2 separate regions of the Homo sapiens genome follow, and region 1 is linked to region 2. Evidence: read pairs that join two places in POLR2A ChIA-PET (ENCODE). Cell type or tissue: endothelial cell of umbilical vein. All regions are shown on one strand. Each heading gives the region's core, and the rest is flanking DNA. Links, peaks and the distances in the headings are about the cores only.

Region 1 (7,823 bases), core at 1,387-6,386, 620 kb before region 2:
CAAAATTCGCATTAGTGAATGTGCACGTAGGCCTTTAGAAGAAAGGGGCTTGATTCTTCTTCCAGGGTAGAGATTCAGGCAGGAAGGCAATAGGAGCCCCTCCCCTGCCCAACCTTCAGGGGTAGAGGCAGCTAAACCGTTGTGGAAGCGCGTGTTGCCTTTTTCCATCAGAGAGATGGGGGGAAACTGGGGCCTTGTCTGTACCTCCTAAAAGAGCCCCTCTGCCCTGCAGGTCCCCTTCACCCTTGGCTGTCTGCTCTCAAGGCACTCTGGCTGCTTTCTACCCCTCATGTTATCTCCCCGAAGGCCATCTGCCTTCCTTCCTTTTTAAAAAAAAATCTTAATTATTGTATTACATTTAATCACCAAGTCGTGAGTAATAAGATCCTGAAAGGACTGGTGGGGACTCTCCAAGCCAGACTGAATCTCACAAAGGAAAAAAAATTAAACAAAACAAGGGAGCCACTCACAGAGCCCCAGACACACACTTACATACTTTCTCACACATACACATACACGCGGAGTCTTAAACACTAAAGATGTACAAGGAGCACAGGTACCAAACACACATGCACACACTAGACACAATACACAAACACACATGAACACACTAGACACAATACACACAAACACATGCACACAGTAGACACGATACACACAAACACACATGCACACACTAGACACAATACACAAACACACATGAACACACTAGACACAATACAAACACACATGAACACTAGACACAATACACACACTAGACACAATACAAACACATGTGAACACACTAGACACAATACACACAAACACATGCACACACTAGACACAATACACACAAACACACATGCACACACTAGACACAATACACAAACACATGCACACACTAGACACAATACATACAAACACACATGAACACACTAGACACAATACACACACATGCACACTAGACACAATACACACACATGCACACACTAGACAATACACAAACACACATGAACACACTAGACACAATACACACACACTAGACAATACAAACACGTGAACACACTAGACACAATACACACAAACACATGCACACACTAGACACAATACACAAACACACATGAACACACTAGACACAATACACACAAACACACATGCACACTAGACACAATACAAACACACATGAACACACTAGACACAATACAAACACACATGCACACACTAGACACCATACAAACACACATGCACACACTAGACATAATACATACAAACACACATGCACACACTAGACATAATACAAACACACATGCACACACTAGACATAATACATACACACATGCACACACTAGACACGGTATACACAAACACACATGCACACACTAGACAATACACAAACACACATGAACACACTAGACACAGTACACACACACATGCACACACTAGACAATACACAAACACACATGAACACACTAGACACAACATATACAAACACATGCACACACTAGACACAATACACAAACACACATGAACACACTAGACACAATACATACAAACACACATGCACACACTAGACACAATACACACACATGCACACACTAGACACAATACACAAACACACATGAACACACTAGACACAATACATACAAACGCACATGCACACACTAGACACAATACACACATGAACACACTAGATACAATACACACAAACACACATGCACACACTAGACACAATACACTATTTCCAATACAAGTATCTGCACACACACACAGATACACATATAGCTAATAAAAAACCCCAACCAAGCAGTGTGCACTCACACACACGAACTTACAGGAGGCCTGACGACTGTATTTCAAACTTCACCTCCCAACCCAAGTCCAAAATCTGTCTCCAATTATCTGGCCCGTGTTGAGAGCAACAGGAAATCCAGAGCTGCCTCTGTCTTCTGCGGGAGATGGCGGGATTTCAGTCATCTCTCCATCGTAGAAAAACAAAAGCCTTCTGGCCTTGCCTCCCTCTCCCTGCCTCTAAGTCAGCTGGGGCTAGGAGGGTGTGGGTGGGAGGGGTAGGCAGGATAGGGGAAGAGAGGTGTCAAACCAAGCCTAGGAACAGCATGAGGAGCCTGGGAAGCCTGAGTCCTGAGCATGAGTCTTTCCGCCTTCCCTCAGAACACTGAACAGGGCACTTGTGTGGGTCAAGGATGGGGCAGACAGTGGGGACTTGGAGACTCAGTAATGACTCTAGACACCAGCCTCATAAGTGACCAAGCAGCATAGCAGAATAACCACTAGACTTACGTTCAGAAGACCTGGGCTTGGCCCCAAATCAGTGAGCCAGCTGCCAGTGATTTCATTTCTTAGAACCTCACTTAGAAAATGGGGGTGATCATAGCCACCCGCCCTACAGGGTGGTTGTGAGTGGTAAGTGACTTGTGCTTGTGTAGCTGGGAAAAATGACCACACCAACGTCATTATTAGCTATGAGATGGTGTCCCAGCCTGTGTGCAAGTGGCCGCTCTCCCCTCAAAGGAGGTAGTTCTCATTGCTTCTCCAGATGCCCTTGGCTAATCCCAAAGAAGAGAAAATACTGCTTCAAGAAACCTGGGTGAGTGGCCAGGTGCAGGGGCTCATGCCTGTAATCCCAGCACCTTGAGAGGCTAAGGCAGAAGAATTGCTTGAGACCAGCAGTTCAAGGCCAGCCTGGACAACATAACAAGACCCTGTCTCTACACTTTTTTTTTTTTAAATAAAGGATCCTGGGACTTCCGTTATTCAGAATGGTTCAAAACTTGCTTCTGGACAGTCATGCCACAATGCTGATTATTCTCTGTAGCACCGGCATTTTGAAGGATTTGCAATTGTGACCATATTGCTCTGTCAGTCTTCCATTGCTTTAGTCTAAGTTCCTCCACCAGACTGGGGGTTCCCAGAGACCAAACTGTCTCCCCCGCACATTACAGTCAGGTCCTTGCATCCTCCAAGAATGCAAGGAGACCAGAACTGTCTAACGTGCTAGAATTTAGAGGGTAATAATTCAGCAGCCCCTCCCTGTGCCTTCAGAGTGGGACATTCTTATTTGCATTTCAGACTTCTACCGACACCCAAAATATAGGGAATCCAAAGAAGAAAAAGGAGTAAGACGGAAAAGGAAAACTCTTCCCCCTCCCCACCCACCCTTCTTGTATTGTGAAAGATTTGATGGGCTGATATGGTTGATGGGAAACAGGAGAATGCTGGGTGCCGTGGCTGATGCCTGTAATCCCAGTATTTTGGGAGGCCGAGGTGGGAGGATTGCTTGAACCCAGGAGTTCAAGACCAGCCTGGGCAACATGGCGAGACCCCATCTCTACAAAATTGAAAAAATAATTAGCTAGGCATCGTGGCGTGTACCTGTGGTTCTAGCTACTTGAGAGGCTGAGGTGGGAAGATCGCTTGAGCCTAGGAGGTCAAGGCTACAGTGAGCTGTCTTCACACCACTCCACTCCAGCCTGGGCAATAGGGCAAGACCGTGTCTCAAAATATGAATAAAAATAAAGTCTGGGCGCGGCGGCTCACGCCTGTAATCTCAGCACTTTGAGAGGCCGAGGCAGGTGTTCGTGACTAGCCTGAGGTCAGGAGTTTGTGACTAGCCTGGCCAACATTGGCAAAACCCGGTCTCTACTAAAAATACAAAAAATCAGCCAGGCTTGATGGCAGATACCTGTAATCCCAGCTACTTGGGAGGCTGAGGCAGGAGAACTGCTTGAACCCGAGAGGCAAAGGTTGAAGTGAGCCAAGATTGCACCATTGTACTCCAGACAGAGTGAGACTCTGTCTCAATAAATAAATAATATATAATAAAATAAAATAAAAACAGTAGAATGATGGAGAGAAACCTGAGAGGGAAGGAGGAGAGGGGAATGAGGAGAGAGTGATGTGAGTGCCTCAAGGTCGAGGAACAGCCTTCAGCAAAGGAAGAAAATAACCCCAGAGCTTGGGTTTGGGTCCCCACCGTGGGTCAGCAGAGGACAGGGTCCTGGACAGGGTCAGGAGCTCCGATGGCTCCTGCTTCTCTCTTGGAAAGCACAAACGGGGCAAGTTTTTTTCTCCCTGCAGGCTCCCAACACATAACCTTTTAACATGTGGGATTTTCCATGTGGGGTGAAGGGGAGGAAACAGTCCAGCTCTGGAATTAAGAGGCCCCCGCTCTGCCTGCCCAACCTGGAGCTCAGAGGGTTGCATGATCTGAGTGGCCCTCCTGGGAAGGCCAAGCAGAGAGGTTGAGCTTTCCAGACTGCAGAGAGTGAGTCACAGTCTAACAATGTTATCTGTCAAGTGCTGCAGCTCCCTGGCTGGTCATGCCCATGGCCTCTCTCAGCCTGGATTCTCATTGGGTGTCCTCAATCTCACAAATGTGGAGGTCACACTGGTGCCTTTCTGTGCACTCCCCACCGGCCCCAGATCCAGTTATTTTTTTCAGCATAGGCAATCTCATGGGGAACCCAGCTAAAGCGATGGGTCAGAGGTGCAAAATGCTGGAAATATGGGGCAACTTTTAAGCCCAGAACTCTTAGGGAGTTAAGAATCAGGGCTGGGTGCAGTGGCTCACGCCTGTAATCCCAGCACTTTGGGAGGCTGAGGTGGGCGGAACACGAGGTCAAGAGATCGAGACCATCCTGGCTAACATGGTGAAACCCCACCTCTACTAAAAATACAAAAATTAGCTGGGTGTGGTGGCAGGCGCCTGTAGTTCCAGCTACTCAGGAGGCTGAGGCAGGAGAATCGCTTGAACCAGGGAGGTGGAGGTTGCAGTAAGCCGAGATTGGACAACTACACTCCAGCCTGGCGACAGAGTGAGACTCTGTCTCAAAAAAAAAAAAAAAAAAAAAAAAGAATCAGGGCAGGAAGACACCAAAGGAAAAGGAACCAAGGAGGTCTGTGTGGCAAAGAAGGCTGGATTGGTATGGCATTCAACACAAGAGGCTAAAGGCCGGGCACAGTGGCTCACACCTGTAATCTCAGCACTTTGGGAGGCCGAGGTGAGCAGATCACGAGGTCAAGAGATCAAGATCGTCCTGGCCAACGTGATGAAACGCGGTCTCTACTAAAAATACAAAAATTAGCTGGGCATGGTGGTGTGCGTCTGTAGTCCCAGCTACTTGGGAAGTCGAGGCAGGAGAATGGCGTGAACCCGGGAGGCGGAGGTTGCAGTGAGCCGAGATCGCAGCACTGCACTCCAGCCTGGCGACAGAGCGAGACTTCGTCTCAAATATATATATATAATTTGTGGCCAGGCAGGGTGGCTCATGCCTGTAATCCCAGCACTTTGGGAGGCCGAGGCAGGAGGATCACCTGAGGTCAGGAGTTTGAGACCAGCCTGGCCAACATGGTAAAACCCCCTCTCTAGTAAAAATACAAAAAAGTTAGCCAGGCGGGGTGGTGCGTGCCAGTAGCCCCAGCTACTTCGGAGGCTGAGGCAGGAGAATCGCTTGAACCCAGGAGGCGGAGGTTGCAGTAACCAAGATAGTGCTGCTGCACTCCAGCCTGGGAGACAGAGCAAGGCTCTGTCTAAAAATAATAATAATAATTTGCACAACACTCTCACATACATTTTCTCTTTTGATGCTCAGAAAAGCCCATGTAGAAGGTAAAGAAAATATAACTATTTTCTATTTTTAGGCTGAGGGGGATTAAGGACCTTGGTCAAGGGCATCTGCTATGGAACGAATGGTGGAGTAAGAACTAGGACTCAGGTATTCTAACTCCAAGGTCCCACTCTTTGCTCTGCAGAAGGTGCCAGAAGCAAGCCCTGGAGAAGGGCCAGGTTGTCTTCCTCCAGCCTCGCCAGTGCATACATCACCACCTAATACCACACAGGTCATTAGCAGAGAGGTGACCATGCCTATCTGCACACGCAAGAGACCAGGGCCACAGAAGAGATGGCTTTTGATTTCTCCCTTTTCTGGCGCATTCATTCCAAGAACTCAAAGTGAACAAATGTTCCGGCCAGACACGTAACCATGGTACCTACCTCAGGAAAAGAGCAAACGGGACAGTTTCATCCCAAGCCTAGAACACAGGTCCCCATTGATCTCTGTGGTGTTTGTGTCGGCTGGGGGATGGGACATAGGGTGGGGTTCAGGGCTGACCTCATCTCCTGACTTTAGAGGGGAGGCTGTGAGTTAAAAGGAGAGCCCTCATAGGGAAGGACTTGAAGGGGTGGCAGCAGCGGTTGCAGTGACAGGTTCCAAACTCTTCCCATTTCTCATACTCAAAGCAGAAAGAGGAGGTGGCAGCAGGGGAGGAGTCTCCAATTTCAGAGTGACTCAGATCAGACGATTGGCTGATACTGATCAGCGGTAGACAGTGCATAGATGACAGACACCTGTTTGGCTCTCCAGCGCTCACTGGGGTGGGGCAGGAACGAGGATGCAAGATAGAGGGGACTTGAGACATGAGAGGTGGAGAAACGAAGCCTGAGTGGGAGCCAGGCCAGGAAAGATCATCCCCTGAGACGTGGGATGAGCAGGCAGCTGTGGGCCAGTTACCTTTGAGAAAGACCCTGAAGGATATGGGAAATTTATATATATATATATATATATATATATATATATATATATATAATTTTTATTTTTTAGACAGAGTCTTGCTCTGTCTCCCAGGCTGAAGTGCAGTGGGGAAATCTCGGCTGACTATAACCTCCGCCTCCTGGGTTCAAGCGATTCTCCTGCCTCAGCCTCCTGAGTAGCTGGGATTATAGGCTTCCACCACCATGCCCGGCTAATTTTTGTATTTTTAGTAGAGACAGGGTTTCACCATGTTGGCCAGGCTGGTCTTGAACTCCTGACCTCAAAGTGATCCATCTGCCTCAGCCTCCCACAGTGCTGGGATTATAGGCGTGAGCCACCATGCCCGGCCTATATTTTTCTTAAAAAGAAAAACCTCATTATTCTTACTTTCTAAACAAAGCATGGCTGGGAAAAGAGAGAGAGAGGAGGGCATCCGCCATGGCAGAGGAGCAGGGGTACATGTTCTGGGCAGAGAAAGGACGACTGGGGCGAAGGCGCAGGGTGGGAACGTGGGCACACGGGGAAACACTGAGTCAGTCTGGAGCGTGAGGTAGTGGAAAAAGGGACTGGGAATGTAGACCAGAGCCATATCACGGAGGCCCTTAAATTCCAAGCTAAGGAATTTGCACTTCATTTAGTAGGCCACGGGGAACCTCTACAAGTGACTGGATTAAAAGCGCGCTTTAGGAGGAAAATTTCAGGCTGTGGATGAACTGCAGGTCTCATTACATTAGTTAAGCTGCCAAAGAAAGATGTGGGCTCCTTCAGGTTGCCGTTCTTGGGAACTGGAACCGGGAAGAGAGTCATTCAAAGTTCCCAGGTGTTGATTCTGCCCTTATTCTGAGGAGGCCTCAATAAGGTGTGAGCCTCAGGTTGATCACAGGTTTATGAAGCAGGCAGGTGAGCAAGCAGTTACTCTGCCTGGTGGGCCAGGACTCCCTCCTGTCAAGGTGAAGTGCTCTGCACTGCAAAGAAACCTGCAAAGGTTTCCCACACAGAAGGGAACAGGAACCCTAGCTTTTTCTTGGTCTTACTTTAATCTAAAAGCGCTGCTAGCAAACACATTTTATGTTTAGCTGGCACCTAATCTGAGGAAGTTTCAACCTGCCAGTCATGAAGCAAACAACATCCGCTGAACACAGCCAAGTGTCCAGCTACCTGCTCTTTGTCCACCATCCTGACACCACAGAGGGGTTAGGATGAGAAGACCGAAGCACTGAGTGGCCCACTGGACTGAGTGACTCTGGGAAGCCCTTGGACTCAGGGGTAACTCTGACCACAAGACAAATGTGCCTG
Region 2 (7,823 bases), core at 930-5,929:
CTTTGCACCACAGGGCTCTGTCCTTTGTCCTACTCTGTTGAACTTTTTTTTCCCTATCCTCCCCCCCATATTTATTTCTAATTATCGAAATAATATATGTCTGCTGTAGAAAAATATAAACTATAGCTAAGCCAAAAGAAAGAAAAAGCATCCTAATCCTCACCAGCACCACTTGCTGAACAGCCTTTTTCAATTTGCTGTAACTCTGAACATTTTTAGAATACAATGTTAGGACCCGAATTCCCGCAACAAAAGATAACTCCACTGTTCACACTGAGGGCGCATCCTGCCAGTCTCTTTATTGCAAACAATAGCAAGAAAATGTAGCACGTTATGGGGTGCTTACATTGAGCTGGCAACAGTCCTGAGCTTCTGACAGCCATTATTTCATTCAATCCTCCTAACCCTTTACGGGCACTTTTATGACCTATTTTTCACAGATGACAAAACCAAAGCTCAGAGATGAAATGATTTGCTCACACCACAGAGACTGGGTGAACAATTGACACAGGGTTTGAAGCAGGTTTTGTCGGATTCTGGAGTGGGGCTTTGAGCAACCATGGGACACCTCCCTCCAAAGGTGCCTGCGTGTTCACCTAGAACCATCCCCCACTGCCTGCCCTTCCACCCCACCCTCTACTAGTAAAGGGGGCAGTTTGTGCAGGACGGTCTGAATCTGCCTGTTGCTTCTCTTCTGCTTGCACAGTAGCATCCGGGGACACAAATGTTATGTGCGGGAAATGCGCGAGGGAAGAAAAGACACACCCACGATACCTTTAAGGGTAAACAACCTTTATCCCATGTAAATGGCAATGTAGATATAATAAGCAAATGATATAATAATAAGCAGATTGATATAATAAGCAAATTGCAATGGGAAGGGGAGAAGGGAAAAGATATTCATACTCACCAGACTATGGAGGATTCACCACCAGACTGGGAAGCAACAGCCTGGGTCGGCTCCAGAGTCGGCCACTTGTCCGTGCACAGACAAGGAAGAGGTCTCATGAAGCTTTGGCACAATCTAGGACCCTAGCTCTTTTGTAACGAGTTGTTTGGCATGAGGTCCAGGCACGAAGGCCCTTCGTGACCAGGCTCAAGGAACACAAAAAGGTCAACTTGTTTTTGCGATTGTCTGTTGTTTTTCTTATATACTTATTTATTTATTTTTTGAGACGGAGTCGTGCTTTGTCACCCAGGCTGGAGTGCAGAGGCACGATCTTGGCTCACTGCAATCTCTGCCTTCCCGGTTCAAGTGATTCTCCTGCCTCAGCCTCCCAAACAGCTGGGATTACAGGTGGCCGCCACCATGCCTGGCTAATTTTTGTATTTTTAGTAGAGACGGGGTTTCACCAAGTTGGCCAGGCTGATCTCGAACTCCTGGACTTCAGGTGATCCACCCACCTTGGCCTCCCAAAGTGCTGGGATTACAGACGTGAGCAACCACGCCCAGCTTTGTTTTTCAGTAACGTATAGGAATAGATTGAAATAGAGATTTCTCCAAAACAGCGCTGGATGAATGCCTCAAGGGGCTCACACAGCCCCTTCTGGTACTTGGTGACCATTGTTTGTGTCCATGTTCAATTGAGTTCAGATTTAATATTTAACTTTTCCTCCACAACGACCTAGGATGTGATCCCACACCAGGCACAAACCCCAGAGACTCTCCTGATCTGTCAGTAGCCACCCATGGGTGCTTACAGTAGGAGGGTGGCTTGCCTAGGAAGCCAGGAATTTATCTTTAAGTGACAAACACTTTTTAAAAACTTACTTTCAGGTTCTGTTCTAAGCACTTTAGAAATAACTTTTTTTTTTTAAATGACTTTTTTGGCAGAGTGCTGTGGCCCACATCTGTAATCCAGCACTTTGGGAGGCTGAAGCAGGAGGATCACTTGAGGCCAGGAGTTTGAGACCAGCCTGGGCAACATAGTGAGATCGTGTCTCAACAAAAATAGGCTGGGTGCGGTGGCTCACGCCTGTAATCCCGGCACTTTGGGAGGCTGAGGCGGGCGGATCACGAGGTCAAGAGGTCAAGACCATCCTGGCCAACATGGTGAAACACCGTCTCTACTAAAAATACAAAAATTAGGTGGGCTTGGTGGCACGCCTGTAGTCCCAGCTACCTGGGAGGCTGAGGCAGGAGAATCGCTTGAACTCAGGAGGCGGAGGTTGCGGTGAACCGAGATCACGCCACTGCACCCCAGCCTAGCGACAGAGTGAGACTCTGTCTCAAAAAAACAAAACAAAACCAAAAATAAATACTAATACAAATTAGCCGGGTATAGTGGTGCATGCCTGTTTGCCTAGCAACTAGGAAGGCTGAGGTGGGAAGATCGTTTGAGCTCACGAGTTCAAGGTTACAGTGAGCTATGACTGTGCCACTGCATTCCAGCCTCGGTGATTGAGATCCTGTCTCAAAAAAAAAAATGTTTTTTAAAGTAACATAAAGTTGGCCGGGTGTGGCGGCTCACGCCTGTAATCCCAGTGCTTTGGGAGGCTGAGGCAGGCAGATCACCTGAGGTCAGGAGTTTGAGACCAGCCTGGCCCAACATGGTGAAATCCCATCTCTACTAAAAAAAATACAAAATTAGCCCGGCGTGGTGACACACAGCTGTAGTCCTAGCTATTCAGGAGGCTAAGACAGGAGATTACTTGAACCTGGGAGGTGGAGGTTGCAGCAGGCCAAGATCACGCCACTGCACTCCAGCCTGGGTGACAAAATGAGACTCCCTCTCTCAATAAATAAATAAATAAATAAATAAATAAATAAATAAAATAAAATAAAATAAATAAATAACTAAAGTAACATAAAATAAAATTGACCATTTTGTTGGTGTACAGCTTTATGAGCTTTAACACATGTATAGATTCCTAGACCCAATAATGGTGTCTGAACAATAAACATTCATACACAAAAAAGAGAATTTCAACCGAAACCTCATACCTTATACAAAAATTAGCTCAAAAGGGAAAGCAATGTAAAATAATAAAACTTTAGAGAAAAGTAGGGGAAAATCTTCATGACCTCAGTTTAGGCAAATAGTTCTTAGACTGGACACCCAAAAGAATGAGTCACAAAAGAGAACAATTGATAAATTGGACTTCATCATAAATAAAAACTTTTGTTCTATGAAAGACAGGGTTAAGAAAACGAAAAAACCAGCTACGGACTGAAAGAAAATAGTTGCAAATCACATATTCAGCAAAAGACTTGTATCCAGAATATATAAAGAACCCTTCAAACTCAACAATAAGAAAACCAACAACCCACTTAAAAAAAAAAAAACCACATGAACAGACACTGCACCAAGGAGGATATAAAGATGGCAGATAAGCACATGAATAGATGTTTGACATCATTAGACAACAGAAAGATGCAATTTTTTTTTTTTTTTTTGAGACAGAGCCTTGCTCTGTCACCCAGGCTGGAGTGTGGTGGCATGATCTTGGCTCACTGCAACCTACACCTCCCAGGTTCAAGTGATTCTCTTGCCTCAGCCTACTGAGTAGCTGGGATTACAGACTTGTGTCACCATGCCCGGCCAATTTTTATATTTTTAGTAGAGATGGGGTTTCACCATACTGGCCAGGCTGGTCTTGAACTCAGGATCTCACGTGATCTGCCCACCTTGGCCTCCCAAAGTGCTGGGATTACAGGTGTGAGCCACCACGCTTGGCCGGAAAATGCAAGTTAAAACCATGATGAGCTGCACTATCCACACATTAGAATGGGTAATATAAAAAATATTGACAATCCGAAGTGCCGAGAGGGTGCAGAGCAATTAGAACTCTTGTCCATTGATGGTGGGAATGCAAAATGGTACAGCCATCCTGGAAAACATTTTGCACTTTTTCTAAAATTAAGCACACAATTACATATGACCCAGAAAACTCTCTTCAGGGTATTTATCCTAGAGAGATGAATATGCCCACATGAATGTTTATAGCCGCTTTATTCATAGTTGATCCAAAATGGAAACAGCCCTAATGTCTTTCAATGGGTAACTGAGTAAACAAACCACATTAATATATTGGCATATTTACTATTCAGCAAGAAAAAGGAATGGACTATTGATACACAGAACAAATTGGAGTCATCTCAAGGGCATTAGGAGTGGACAAAGCCTGTCTCAATAAGTCACATACTGTATTATTCCAGTTGTGTGATATTCCCTAAAAGATAGAACTATAGTGATGGTAGTGGGTGCAAACATTAGGGCTGAGAGGCCTGACCACACAGGGATAGTACTAGGGGGTCCTTCGGAGTGATACAGTCCTTCTGTGTCCTGACTATGCTGGCGGTTCTAGGAGTCCTTTCTCCATTCAGTTGTCTTTGCACTTTGGTCAAAAATCAATTTGCCATATTTGCATGGGTCTATTTCTGTACTGTCTATTCTGTTCCATTGACCTAGCTATCTGTCATTTCACCTGTACTACACTCACTGTCTTTTTTTTTTTTTTAGACAGGGTCTCCTTCTGTCGTTTAGGCTGGAGTGCAATGGTGCAATCTCAGCTCACTGCAACCTCTGCCTCCTGGATTCAAGCAATTCCCATGCCTCAGCCTCTTGAGTAGCTGGGATTACAGGCATGTGCCACCACGCCCAGGAATTTTTGTATTTTTAGTAGAGATGGGGTTTTTTCATGTTGCCCAGGCTGATCTTGAACTCCTGGCCTCAAATGATCCTCCAGCCTCAGCCACTCAAAGTGCTGGGATTACAGGCATGAGCCACCTTCCCCAGCTTTTTTTTTTTTTTTTTTTTTTTTTAAGAGACAGGGTCTTGTTTTTTTATCCAGGCAGAGTACAGTGGTGTGATCATGGCTCACGGTAACCTCACACTCCTGGGTTTAAGCGATTCCCCCACTTCAGCCTCCCCAGTAGCTGAGACTACAGGCACCACCATGCCCAACAAATTAAAAAAACTTTTGGCTGGGCGTGGTGGCTCATGTCTGTATTCCCAGCACTTTGGGAGGCCGTGGCAGATGTATCATGAGGTCAGGAGTTCAAGACCATCCTGGACAATATGGTGAAATCCCATCTCTACTAAAAATACAAAAAATTAGCCGGGTGCGGTGGCGGGCACCTATAATCCCAGCTACTCGGGAGGCTGAGGCAGAGAATTGCTTGAACCCAGGAGGCAGAGGTTGCAGTGAGCTGAGATGGCGCCACTGCACTCCAGTCTGGGTGACAGAGCGAGACTCCATCTCAAAAAAAAAAAAGTTTTTTTTGTAGAGACAGGGTCTTACTATGTTGCCCAGGCTGGTCTTGAACTCCTGGCTTCAAGCAATACCTACCTCTTGACTTAGCCTCCCAAGGCATTGGAATTATAGGCGTGAGATACCCAGCCTGGCCTAAGAGTATTGTTTTTTAATTGTGAGTGGATTTTGAATTTTTGTCAAATGGTTTTTCTTTATCAATCAATATGAGCATTTGCTTTTTTTTTTTTTTTTTTTGAGACAGAGTCTTGCTCTATCACCCAGGCTGGAGTGCAGTAGTGAGATCTTGGCTTACTGCAACCTCTGCTCCTGGGTTCAAGCGATTCTTCTGCCTCAGCCTCTGGAGTAGCTGGGATTACAGGTGCCCGCCACCACGGCCCAGCTAATTTTTGTATTTTTAGTAGAGACAGGGTTTCACCATGTTGATTAGGCTGGTCTAGAACTCCTGACCTCAAGTGATCCACCCGCCTCGGCCTCCCAAAGTGCTGGGATTACAGGTGTGAGCCACTGCACCTGGCCAAGTGATTGATTTTTGAATATTGAACCAGCCTTGCATTGTCAGGATAAATCCCACCTGATTGTAACATATACATTTTTTTTTGTTATATATTCCTGAGTTCAGTTGTCTAATATTTTTTTCTTTTTGAGATGCAGTCACACCCTATCGCCCAGACTGGAGTGCAGTGGCACGATCTTGGCTCACTGCAGCCTCTGCCTCCCAGGTTCAAGGCATTTTCCTGTCTCAGCCACCTGAGTAGCTGGGACTACAGGCGCATGCCCCCATGCCTGGCTAATTTTTATATTTTTAGTAGAGACAGGGTTTCACCATATTGGTCAAGCTGATCTCAAACTCCTGACCTCAGGCGATCCACCCGCCTTGGCCTCCCAAAGTGCTGGGATTACAGGCTTGAGCCACTGAGCTCGGCTTATTTATTTATTTAGAGATGGAGTCACACTCTGCTGCCCAGGCTGGAGTGCAGTGGCACAATCTTGGCTCACTGCAACGTCTGCCTCCTGGGTTCAAGCAATTCTCCTGCCTCAGCCTCCCGAGTAGCTGGGACCACAGGTGCACACTACCACACCTGGCTAATTTTTGTATTTTTAGTAGAGACAGAGTTTCACCACATTGGCCAGGCTGCTCTCGAACTCCTGACCTCAAGTGATCCATCTGCCTCAGTCTCCCAAAATGCTGGGATTGTAGGCATGAGCCACCGCGCCTGGCCAGCTAATATTTTGTTGAAGATTTTTACATATATGTCCATGAGAGATATTGATCTGTAGTTTTTTTTTCTTACAATATCTTTGTTTCATTTTGGTCTCAGGGTAATGTTGCCCTCATAAAATGAACGAAGGAGTATTTTCTCTTGTTCTATTTTCTGGAAGAGATTGTGTAAAATCAGTGTTATTTCTTCTTTAGTTATCCCGCTCTACTGCACACTTCCTATGATTGTGTCCGTGTTCAGGGCCAGGTGGCAGGAGGACACAGAGAGAAGAAAGCTATAGGGGTTCTCCTTCTTGGGACTACAACTGTTTTTAAAAATAAACACACACACATACACGCCCAGGCTGGTGTCTTACTCCTGCCCGCAAGTGATCCACCTCGGCCTCCCATAGTGCTGGGATTACAGACATGATCCACAGCCCCTGGCCCACAACTCTTGATCGGAGAGGGAAAGATTTGGTTGTCTGTGGACCCTGCAGCCACTGATACTACTGTCACCACTGCTACTCCCATGGAATTGTCTCGGGGCTGGGGCACGGGAGAATGAAGAAGAGAAAAATGGAGTTCCTTTTCTCTCTCTCAGTGCTAGACCTTCCCTTTCCACTCCTCGAGGCAGAACGAGCATTTCTCCTGTTGATCCCTCTCGTAGCCCCAGTGCCCATTCTGGATTTGGCGCTGTCTTGTATCGAGGCTGGGGAATATCAGAGGAAAAATGAGAAACTCATTTCAGCTCAGTGGAACGTTGAATTCTGGCTTTCTTCCCCCGTTTCCCCGCTGTGTTTACTTTCACACTCTTCAGAGAGCTGCCCCGTGCGTGTCTGTCCATGTTTCACAGCAGCATTCAGCAGGAGAGACAGGGTGGAGGCTGCTTACTCCATCTCATCTGGAACCTAATAGCTTTTTAAACCATCACAACCATATGAAGTAGATGCTATTGTTATATACATGTGGCCGATGACAAAACTGAGGCCCTTAGAGGTTAAGTAATTTTCCTAAGATCACACAGCTAGTCAGTGGCCAACCCAGTCATCCTAGCCCCAGAGTTTGTGGTCTGAGCTGCAAGTTCCACAGCTTCAGAGGGAGTTGAATGTGACAGCTCTGTGGGGTGAGGTATGGGGCTCGCCTGCTGTGGACAGGCCCTGATATCTCACTCCCTCTAACCTGCACAGTGTGTGAAGGGAGAGTGCATAGTGTTTAGGGAATTGCTTTCTTCTTCTTCTTCTTTTTTTAGACAGAGTCTCACTCTGTCATCCAGGCTGGAGTGCAGTGGTGTGATCTCAGCTCATTGCAGCCTCCGCCTCCCAGGTTCTGGTGATTCTCCTGCCTCAGCCTCCCGAGTAGCTGGGATTATAGGCACGTGCCACCACGCCCAGCTAATTTTTGTATT

What was found. Peaks named below come from ENCODE experiments on the same cell type or tissue, not always from the same donor. Only the 100,000 strongest peaks of a DNase experiment are listed, where the experiment ranks them.
Region 1: POLR2A ChIA-PET joins it to region 2 with 6 read pairs; 2 of 35 experiments call an interaction of 5 or more read pairs at or near these places.

Annotation. Positions count from the first base shown.
Region 1 is chr17:44,583,977-44,591,799 of GRCh38, reverse strand. No RefSeq gene overlaps it. Among named protein-coding and RNA genes, the nearest start is that of FZD2, 30 kb to the right of the region's middle. RefSeq lists an enhancer at 3,942-4,507. In endothelial cell of umbilical vein, for the core only: no CTCF peak of the experiment used is centred there; a DNase peak (open chromatin) is centred at 4,259; H3K27ac peaks cover 1,603 bases.
Region 2 is chr17:43,967,144-43,974,966 of GRCh38, reverse strand. It overlaps a transcript of PYY not described here. Among named protein-coding and RNA genes, the nearest start is that of PYY, 17 kb to the right of the region's middle. In endothelial cell of umbilical vein, for the core only: no CTCF peak of the experiment used is centred there; no DNase peak of the experiment used is centred there.